Regions from separate parts of the Homo sapiens genome. Here regions 2 and 3 are each linked to region 1. The links are chromatin contacts, found by Hi-C or POLR2A ChIA-PET in ENCODE. All regions are on one chromosome and are shown on one strand. The core of a region is the stretch at or near the end of the contact, and the rest is flanking DNA. Distances in the headings are between cores, read along the strand shown. Region 1 holds the start of MAP1LC3B2 (microtubule associated protein 1 light chain 3 beta 2). Region 2 overlaps DRC10 (dynein regulatory complex subunit 10). Region 3 overlaps DTX1 (deltex E3 ubiquitin ligase 1).

Evidence for each region. Hi-C counts contacts between places; a loop is a spot of excess contacts on that map. ChIA-PET counts read pairs that join two places held with the same protein, here RNA polymerase II (POLR2A). Pooled maps may share reads with other maps.
Region 2: a loop to region 1 is called in a map of naive thymus-derived CD4-positive, alpha-beta T cell, with 14 times the contacts of the local background. The contact joins the enhancer-like site here to the promoter of MAP1LC3B2 in region 1. A Hi-C loop is called at or near these places in 1 of 168 maps with a recorded cell type or tissue (naive thymus-derived CD4-positive, alpha-beta T cell), 2 of 37 single-sample maps with no recorded cell type and 6 of 50 pooled maps. POLR2A ChIA-PET finds 5 or more read pairs at or near these places in 1 of 52 experiments (CD8-positive, alpha-beta T cell).
Region 3: a pooled map shows a loop between it and region 1 (12-fold over the local background). The contact joins the enhancer-like site here to the promoter of MAP1LC3B2 in region 1. A Hi-C loop is called at or near these places in 3 of 37 single-sample maps with no recorded cell type and 4 of 50 pooled maps.

The regions. Positions count from the first base shown.
Region 1 is chr12:116,558,111-116,560,956 of GRCh38, reverse strand. It overlaps MAP1LC3B2 (microtubule associated protein 1 light chain 3 beta 2), which reads right to left and starts at 1,576. Exons shown (of 2, transcript NM_001085481.3): 1 at 1,524-1,576. RefSeq lists enhancers at 983-1,082, 1,123-1,172, 1,393-1,732, 1,572-2,081.
Region 2 is chr12:113,207,324-113,210,036 of GRCh38, reverse strand. DRC10 (dynein regulatory complex subunit 10) reads left to right here. Exons shown (of 5, transcript NM_001330452.2): 2 at 1,778-2,599. The coding sequence starts at 1,871. Among named protein-coding and RNA genes, the nearest start is that of DRC10, 12 kb to the left of the region's middle. RefSeq lists enhancers at 1,029-1,188, 1,339-1,648, 1,859-1,988. Within about 2 kb of position 1,421, at least 17 of the 41 ENCODE cell types and tissues checked have a DNase peak (open chromatin) inside an H3K27ac peak, as active enhancers do; they include CD8-positive, alpha-beta T cell, where a contact is called at or near this core.
Region 3 is chr12:113,073,960-113,076,668 of GRCh38, reverse strand. The region is part of intron 2 of DTX1 (deltex E3 ubiquitin ligase 1); the gene reads right to left. Among named protein-coding and RNA genes, the nearest start is that of DTX1, 19 kb to the right of the region's middle. Within about 2 kb of position 1,273, at least 5 of the 41 ENCODE cell types and tissues checked have a DNase peak (open chromatin) inside an H3K27ac peak, as active enhancers do.

The DNA of each region.
Region 1 (2,846 bases), core at 327-2,826:
TTAGTAGAGATGGGGTTAAGCCATATTGGGCAAGCTGGTCTTGAACTCCTGGCCTCAAGTGACCTGCCCACCTTGGACTCCCAAGGTGCTGGGATTAGAGGTGTAAGCCACTATGCCCAGCCTTTTTTTTTTTTTAAACTATTTGTAGAAACAGGGTCTCCCTATGTTGCCCAAGCTGGATCTGCCTTCCTTTTATAAGGATACCTGTCATTGGATTTGAGGTCCACCCAGGTAGTCTAGGATGATTCAATCTTGAGATCCTAAAATTAATTTACACCTGCAAAGATCCTTTCTCCATTAAGGTCACATTCACAGGTGCTGCAGCACATTAGACTGTGGACATATCTTTTCTTTTTTTGGTGGAGGTGTGACTGGGGAGACACTATTAAACCCACTACAGTGTAAAAGTAGGCCAGATGTGATGGTTCACACCTGTAATCCCAAGACTTTGGGAGGCCGAGGTGGGCGGATCACTTGAGGTCAGGAGTTCGAGACCAGCCTGGCCAACATGGCGAAACCTCGTCTCTACTAAAAATACAAAAATTAGCTGGGCGTGGTGGCGCACCTGTAATCCCAGCTAGTCGGAAGGCTGAGGCAGGAGAATCACTTGAACCCAGGAGGCAGAGGTTGCAGCGAGCCGAGAGCGCGCCACTGCATTCCAGCCTGGGCGACAGAGGAAGACTCTATCTAAATATATATATATACATATACATACATATATATATATATATATATATATATATATATATATATATATATATATATATAGCCAAACTTAGCTTTATTTCAGAGCCGTTGCTGGGCCTGGGAGTGGAGAGAGATCAGGAGAGCGCCACCAGCTTGGATCGGTTAGTGAGCTGCGGTGGTTTTTGTTTTTGTTTTTTTTTTCTTGACAGTGTCTCCTATTGTTTTGTATTTCTCTTTTGTTTTGAGGTTTTCTGCCATCTTTTCTGGAAGGTGCATGATGCTCAGCTCTGTGGTTATTTTTGCCCAACAGCTGTGTTTCCGGTGAGCGGCTGTGGGATTCTTCTGACTCAGCAAAACTGGAGCAGTAACCGTCAAGAAGCCATTCAAGCAAGGCTAGAAATAAAGAAGCTGTTTCTTCACCGTCCCCTCCTCCTCCTCTCACTTCCCTCCCCATGGGTACCTTTTGAAAGTCTCACAAAGCACTTTGAAAAAACTACTTGGACCAGTATGCTGGAGGGTTGACTGAAGGTGGCCCCTCCGCTGGGCTTTAAGCAAACAGATAAATTCTGGAAAGGACTCTGCCCTGCCAGCCTGGCTGTGGCCTTCGGAAGGCCCCTCCCAACATGCCCCCACCCGCCGATCACATGGACTGTGTCTTACAAGTTTCCCACAGGTCTGACTAGTGAAAGCAGAGGCTGTGGGGACTTTTGTGGTTTTTCTAGGGTGTGGCCCCACTTTGCCTTCACCAGGCCTGAGTATCTATGCCGTGCAGCTTGCCTGCTTCTCAAAGGTCATGATTTCCACCCTGGGGCTGGGAGGCAGCTACATATTCCTACCCGCTGGCACAGGATCTGGCCCTGCACTCCCGAGAGGTGGCTGCGAGCCTTGCGGAGGCAGAGAGAGAACAAAATGGAAAGGAATCTTCCTCCCGGAGAGCCATCTTCTGTGCATGCCGGTGCCTGCAAAAGACAGGCGAGGCGAGACAGCTGCACCTCGGGCCTCGTCGCTGTTGCTGAGAAAGAAAGGAACAAATAAATTTAGCTCCATCCTACGCATCCTTTGCAGCTGCTGATTGACCAAACAGAAAGAGGCCTCTATTTCAACCCTGGCTTCTCAGCTTTTTGCCTGATGGGGTCTGCTATCGCCCTTTACAAGGGACTTTTGAAGGAGGAAACGGGCCGTGGCCTTATTTAGCGCCTGGCCGGCTGGAGGCTGCACAGACAGGAGTTCAAGTTTAGGGTGTCTCTTCTTGCCCATCCCAAAGCAAAATGGTGGCCCGGAAACGTTTCCAAATGGGCTTCGGCTCCTGGAATTTCCAATGTATTTATTTGGAAGCCAGAACATGGTGGGTGGAGAGATGTGTAACTGTGCCGAGGCCAGCCTATAGCTCCCGAAGCCATTAGTTTAATAGCACCATTTGTGGAAATAAAGAACTCGCTGACTGGGCTTGAAGGTAAAAGACTGGAACGAAGCACTGAGGGGGTTTCGTGGGGCTCACTAGCGTGGAGAGGTCCCTGCGGGATGGGGGACAAGCTGTGTGGACTTTGAGTCAGATAGACTTGGGTTCCAGTCCTAGCTCTATCACCTAAAGGCACGTTGTCTCTGGACAAAGAGAGCCTTTGCTCTGTGATATGTAAGTGAAATGCTAGCTGTGACACTGAACCTCTCTGAGCCTCAGTTCCTTATCTGTAAAACAGCAATGATGACACGAGGTCGTCACAAGGATTAAATGACAAAGAATACTGAACCTACATAGCCCAGCTCTTGCTGTGCCATGATGGTGTAGAGTGGCCCCTGTTTGACCTGCCCAGGCCCATTCTCCAAAGAAGCTGTACAGGTGAGGTGGCTCACCCCTGTAATCCCAGTACTTTGGGAGGCCGAGAAGGGAGGATCACTTGAGCCCAGGAGTTTGAGGCCAGCCTGGGCAACATAGAGAGACCCCATCTCTGCAAAAAAATAAAAAAAATTAGCTGGGTGTGGCGGTGCACGCCTGTGGTCCCAGCTACACAGGAGGCTAAGGTGGGAGGATCCCTTGAGCCCAAGAGGTCCAGGCTGCAGCCTGGGTGACAGAGCAAGACCCTGTCTCTAAAAAAAAAAAAAAAAAAAAAAAATAGAAGGTGTTTCTTCCCCAATCCTCTCCTTTCATTTCCCTCCCCGTG
Region 2 (2,713 bases), core at 172-2,671, 3.4 Mb after region 1:
AGCCTCCTGAGTAACTGGGGTTAACCTGAGTAACAGGTGCGTACCACCATGCCTGGCATTCTCTCGTATTTTTATTAGAGACGGGGTTTCGCCATGTTGGCCAGGCTTGTCTTGAACTCCTGACCTCAGATGATCCACCTCCCTCGGCCTCCCACAGTGCTGTGATTACAGGTGTGAGCTACCATGCCTGGCCTGAAATAGTCTTTTAACTAAACTTTTTACTTTGTAATAATTGTAGATTTATAGAAAAGTTGCAAAGATAGTACAGAGAGTTCCCGTATGCCCTCCATTCTGCTCCCCCTAATGTTAACATCTTAGATAACCTTGATGTGTTTGTCAAAACCACAAAATTAGGCCCGGCACGGTGGCTCCTGTCTGTATTCCCAGCACTGGGAGGCTAAGGTGGGAGGATTGCTTGAGCCTAGGAGTTCAAGATCAGTCTGGGCAACATAGTGGAGCTCATCTCTATAAAAAGTTAAAAAATTAGCTAGGCATCGAGCACCTATAGTCCTAGCTACTTGAGAGGCTGAGACAGGAGGATCACTTGAGCCCAGTAGGTCGAGGCTGGAGTGAGCCATGGTCACACTATTGCACTCCAGCCAGGGTAACAGAGCGCCTACAAAATTAATGTTGGTACAATGCTATTAACTAAACTTTAGACTAGATTTGGATTTGGATTTGGATTTCTCCAGTTCCACTAATGTCCTTTTTCCACTCCAGAACCCAATCCAGAATACAACATTACATTTAGTGAAACAGTTTTTTAAATTGTATTTCAAAGTTATATTTCACCCACCAATTTTTAAAATCAGTACTTAAAAATGGCCAGGCGTGGTGGCTCAGGCCTGTAATCCCAGCACTTTGGGAGGCAAAGGCAGGTGGATTGAGAACAGCCTGGCAAACATGGCAAAACCCTGTCTCTACTAAAAATACAAAGATTAGCCAGGCGTGGTGGTGTGCACCTGTAGTCCCAGCTGCTCAGGAGGCTGAGGCAGGAGAATCACTTGAACCCAGGAGGCAGAGGTTGCAGTGAGCCGAGATCATGGCACTGCACTGCAGCCTGGGCGACAGAGCAAGACTCTGTCTCAAAACAAATAAACAAACAAACCAAAAAACTTTAAAATCAGTGAAAATGTGCCATTCCTAGTCCTGTTAGTCTTACACTGCATTCTGCCCTGTCCCTGTCCTGCTCAGACATAGGCTGAGGCCTGTGGTTCCGTCGCCCAGGCTGCTTGTCAGTTGGTTTCCTGCTGGTTTTGGCCAAGGGCAGTAGAAAGAAACCAGGGTATTTCTCCTCCCCCACCGCCACCCTTCTTTAATCTGCATTTCCGGCAATGTCTCTAGCTCCTCTGGGAACTGATGGCTGTGGTTCAAACTTCCCCTGGGTGACCCTGGGCCCCAGGCTCACCATCTCTTCATGTGGTGGCTTCCTGCCATTGACAATTGCGGGATGGCTTTGTCTTCCCCTGGTTGGCCTCTCAACTCTCCCATCACTGATGTAACCAGTCTCTGGTTTTAAATCCTTAGAATGCTGTCTGTATGCCTGGCTGGTCCCCGCCTGACACATGTGCCTGAGATGCCTCCACACTTGGTCTTCCTGCCCTTGTGGCCCTAACACCCTCACAAAGCTGAAAACTGCTTCCAGTGAAAGGTTCTGTGTAAAAGCGACAGAGGACCTAAGATGAACTCTTGATGTCAACAGTTGTGGTTTCTGCAGCCACACTAACCACACAGATGTCAGCACAGCTGCACTCACACCTACTTCTTCATTTTGCAGGATGGCCAGAGACAATAAAAGCACGAGACCCAAGTAGTCTACCGAAGTCTCCATCTCTGTGGACCTACAGAGGCACAGAGGGCTGCTCACAAGATGGCTTTAGACATTCTCGCCATGGCCCCTTTGTATCAGGCCCCTGCCATCAACAGAATAGGGCCAAAGACAGACCCATCTAAAAGGCCAGCTGATCCACTAAAACCCTTGGTTCTCTCTAGGACCAAACTCACCACCATTGAGGCCAAAAGGATCATGTCCATCCTGGATGAGGCGATCTACAAGGTGGAGCTGGTGACCTTGCTGTCGTATGTGGCATCCAACAGAGAGGATATGGAGGGGATGCTGGGGGAGGACGTCATGAGGGCAGTGAGAGAGCATGAGGATCTCTGCCAGGTCCTCCTTGAAAACGTCAGGTGCCTGAAAGAGAAAGAAAGGCAATTGCAGGAGCAGAAAGAGGCTGAGGAGGAAGGGTGGCTCAGAGACCGCCTCCTTTCCATAGAGCTGCAGAAATCCAGCCTCTCACCACTTATGCAGCAGATCAAAGACTCCACCAAGAACGTCCTTAGACTCTTGCTCAGCAACCCCCAGGCTGCTAGGCTCCTGCAGATGCAGACACAGGGTAGAAGTGCAGAAGCCCAGAATTTTATTGACAGCCTGATAGAGCTCCGTGGTTTCCTGTTTGAAAAACTACTCACTAGTCCCATGGAAGCGAGGGATAAGGCCCAGTTCTTACAGGATATCAGTAGACAGAATAGTAATAACCAACAAATCATTGATACTCTTGAAAAGGAATTGGCGGAGAGAATGAAGAACAGGAATGCAGAGGTATTGTTTCATAGTATTGCTGAAATTACTGAAGAAGCCACACAAATCTTTTGTTGGTTGGGTTTTTCCTCAATGATTGATTTTTTTTTTAAGATGGAGTCTCGCTCTGTTGTC
Region 3 (2,709 bases), core at 24-2,523, 3.5 Mb after region 1:
TCTTTCCTTAGGTCATTCATTCGTGCCTGCAGTCATCCATTATGTTATTTTATTTTATTTATTTATTTAGAGACAGGGGTCTCCCTATGTTGCCCAGGCTAAGTCTCAAACTCTTCGGCTCAAGCAATCCAACCGCCTTGGCCTCCCAAAGTGCTGAGATGACAGGTGTGAGCCACCATGACCGGCCCCACTTTTTTTTTTTTTTTTTTTCCAGGCAGAGTATTGCTCTGTCGCCCAGGCTGGAATACAGTGGCACAATCTAGGCTCAATGCAATCTCCGCCTCCAGGTTCAAGCGATTCTCCTGCCTCAGCCTCCTGAGTAGCTGGGACTACAGGCATGCACCACCTTGCTGGGCTAATTTTTGTATTTTTAGTAGAGATGGGGTTTTGCCATGTTGGCCAGGCTGGTCTCGAACTCCTGACCTCAGGTGATCCACCCACCTCAGCCTCCCAAAGTGCTGGGATTACAGGTGTGAGCCACCGCCCCTGGGCCCCTTATGCTTTTTTTAAATTGATACCTTTATGTATTCTCCATCTTCAGCCCACTCCCGTATTCAGGCATTCAGACATTCCTTCATTTACCATCATCCTATTTAAAAATGTGCACCCCCCACGTACTTTCCCCTCTCTCCTTCCCCGCTCCATTTTCTCCCTCAGATATACTTCACATTCTACCCATTTATCTTGGTTTCTGTCTGTCCCCCCCTCGCTAGAATGTAATAGCCACAAGGTCAGGGATTTTGTTTTATTTACTGCTATATCCCCAGCACCTGCACACAGCAGGTGCTCGAGCGATATTTGTTGAATGAATGAATAAATTCATTAGGTCACAAATGGATTCTTTTTTTTTTAATTCATTCACACTTTGTGCTCATCCCTGCATTCGTCCATTCCTTCATTTGCTTATTTGTTACTTTCATTCATCTGTTTGTTTCATTTGTTACTTCCTTCAACAAACAACTGCTGACTGCCAGGTGGGCCCCCTTTCATAAAGGAGGGCACTGAGGCTTTACTCCAAACCACAGCTTCATGTTTGCCAAAGCTCTGCGTGCTCCCCTGACAGCAAGGCTCCACGGGAAACTCTGGGCTAACCAGAGATAACCCAAGGTCCAGGCCGCAGGACTTCTCAGAGCCTTTAGCCTGCTCTGTGTCTTGGGGCTGATGAAGTGAGTCTTTTGCTGGGTTCATTTGGCACACCTGCAGAAAGGCTGCACACTTGACTTCCCCTCAACTGCGGGAAAGTCCCTTAAGCCTCCTCAGGCCTTAGTGGCCCCATCTCAAAAAGAGGGGTGATCATCCATGACCCAGCCCTTCCCTCTCACACAGTATTTGGGGGAGGAGTGAGTGAGAACAGCTGCAGAGGGTCTGGGTGGGACCCCAGGGCTGGGAGGCAGACAGCCCTCACTTCAAGTCCTGACTTTCTGACTTTCCAGCTCTGTGACTGTGCGTAGGCAACTCAGCATCTCTGGGCCCCAGTTTTCTCATGTTGAAAATGGGCATAAGCAGACATGCAATAGAAGACTGCTGCGTTTGCCAGCTGTAGCAACAGTTGCTTGTGGGGTTGCTGAGAGGATCAATTGAGATAAATACCGTGTCTACTCTGATGATTCCAAAATCTGCCATCTTTGGCCCCGTCTTCTCCCCTGGGAGCCAGGTTCATGACCCTTCCCTGGAGAGGTTTAACAGGCACCTTGAACTCAGCTCTGCTCTCCCCTGCCCCAAACCTGCTCCTCCTGAAGTCTTCACATAGCAATTCCTGGCAGCTCCTGCGCTTCCGGATGCTCTTCCTTGGACCCCCAAATCTTGGTCTCATCCTTGACTTCTACCTCATATCCCACCTCCAATCTGTCAGTAAATCCAGTCATCTCCACCTTCAAACACATCCACATCTGACCACTGCTCCCCACTGCACTCACACCACCCAGTCCCCGCCATGTTATCTCTCCTGCCTGGACCATTGCAGTAGACTCATGACTGGCCTCTGTAATCCATTTCCCATACCGCAGCCAGAGGGATCCTGCTCAATGCAAGTCAGATCACATCTTTCCTCTGCTCAAAATCCTTCCTGGCTTCCGCTCACTTGGAGTAAAAGCCAAAGTCCTTGCCATGACCTACAACGAAATCACACATTGTGGGGCCCTGTCCTCCTCTGGCATTGTCTACCTCCCCCTTATCACTCACTCCATTCCAGCCACCCTGGCCTCCTTGCTGTTCCTCAAATACACCAGGCACTGTCCAGCCTCAGGGCCTTCTCACTGGCTGTTCCCTCTGCCTGGAATATGACCTCACCATTCCCAGATGTTCTCATCATTTCCTCCCTTCTTTCTTACAGGTGTGTGTTCAAACATCTAAAAGTGCAGCCCTCCTATTGCTGTCCTCTGAGCTTGCTTTATTTTCCTCCCTGGCACTTGGCATTACCTGACTGACTATATATATATATGAGAGAGAGTCTTTCTCTGTCACCCAGCCTGGAGTGCAGTGGCGTGATCTCGGCTCACTGCAACCTCTGCCTCCCAGGTTCAAACGATTCTCCTGCCTCAGACTCCCAAGTAGCTGGCATTACAGGTATGTGTCACCCAGCTGATTTTTTTTGTATTTTTCGTAGAGACGGGATTTCACCATGTTGGCCAGGCTGGTCTCGAACTCCTGACCTCAGGTGATCCACCTGCCTCAGCCTCCCAAAGTGCTGGGATTACAGGTGTGAGCCAC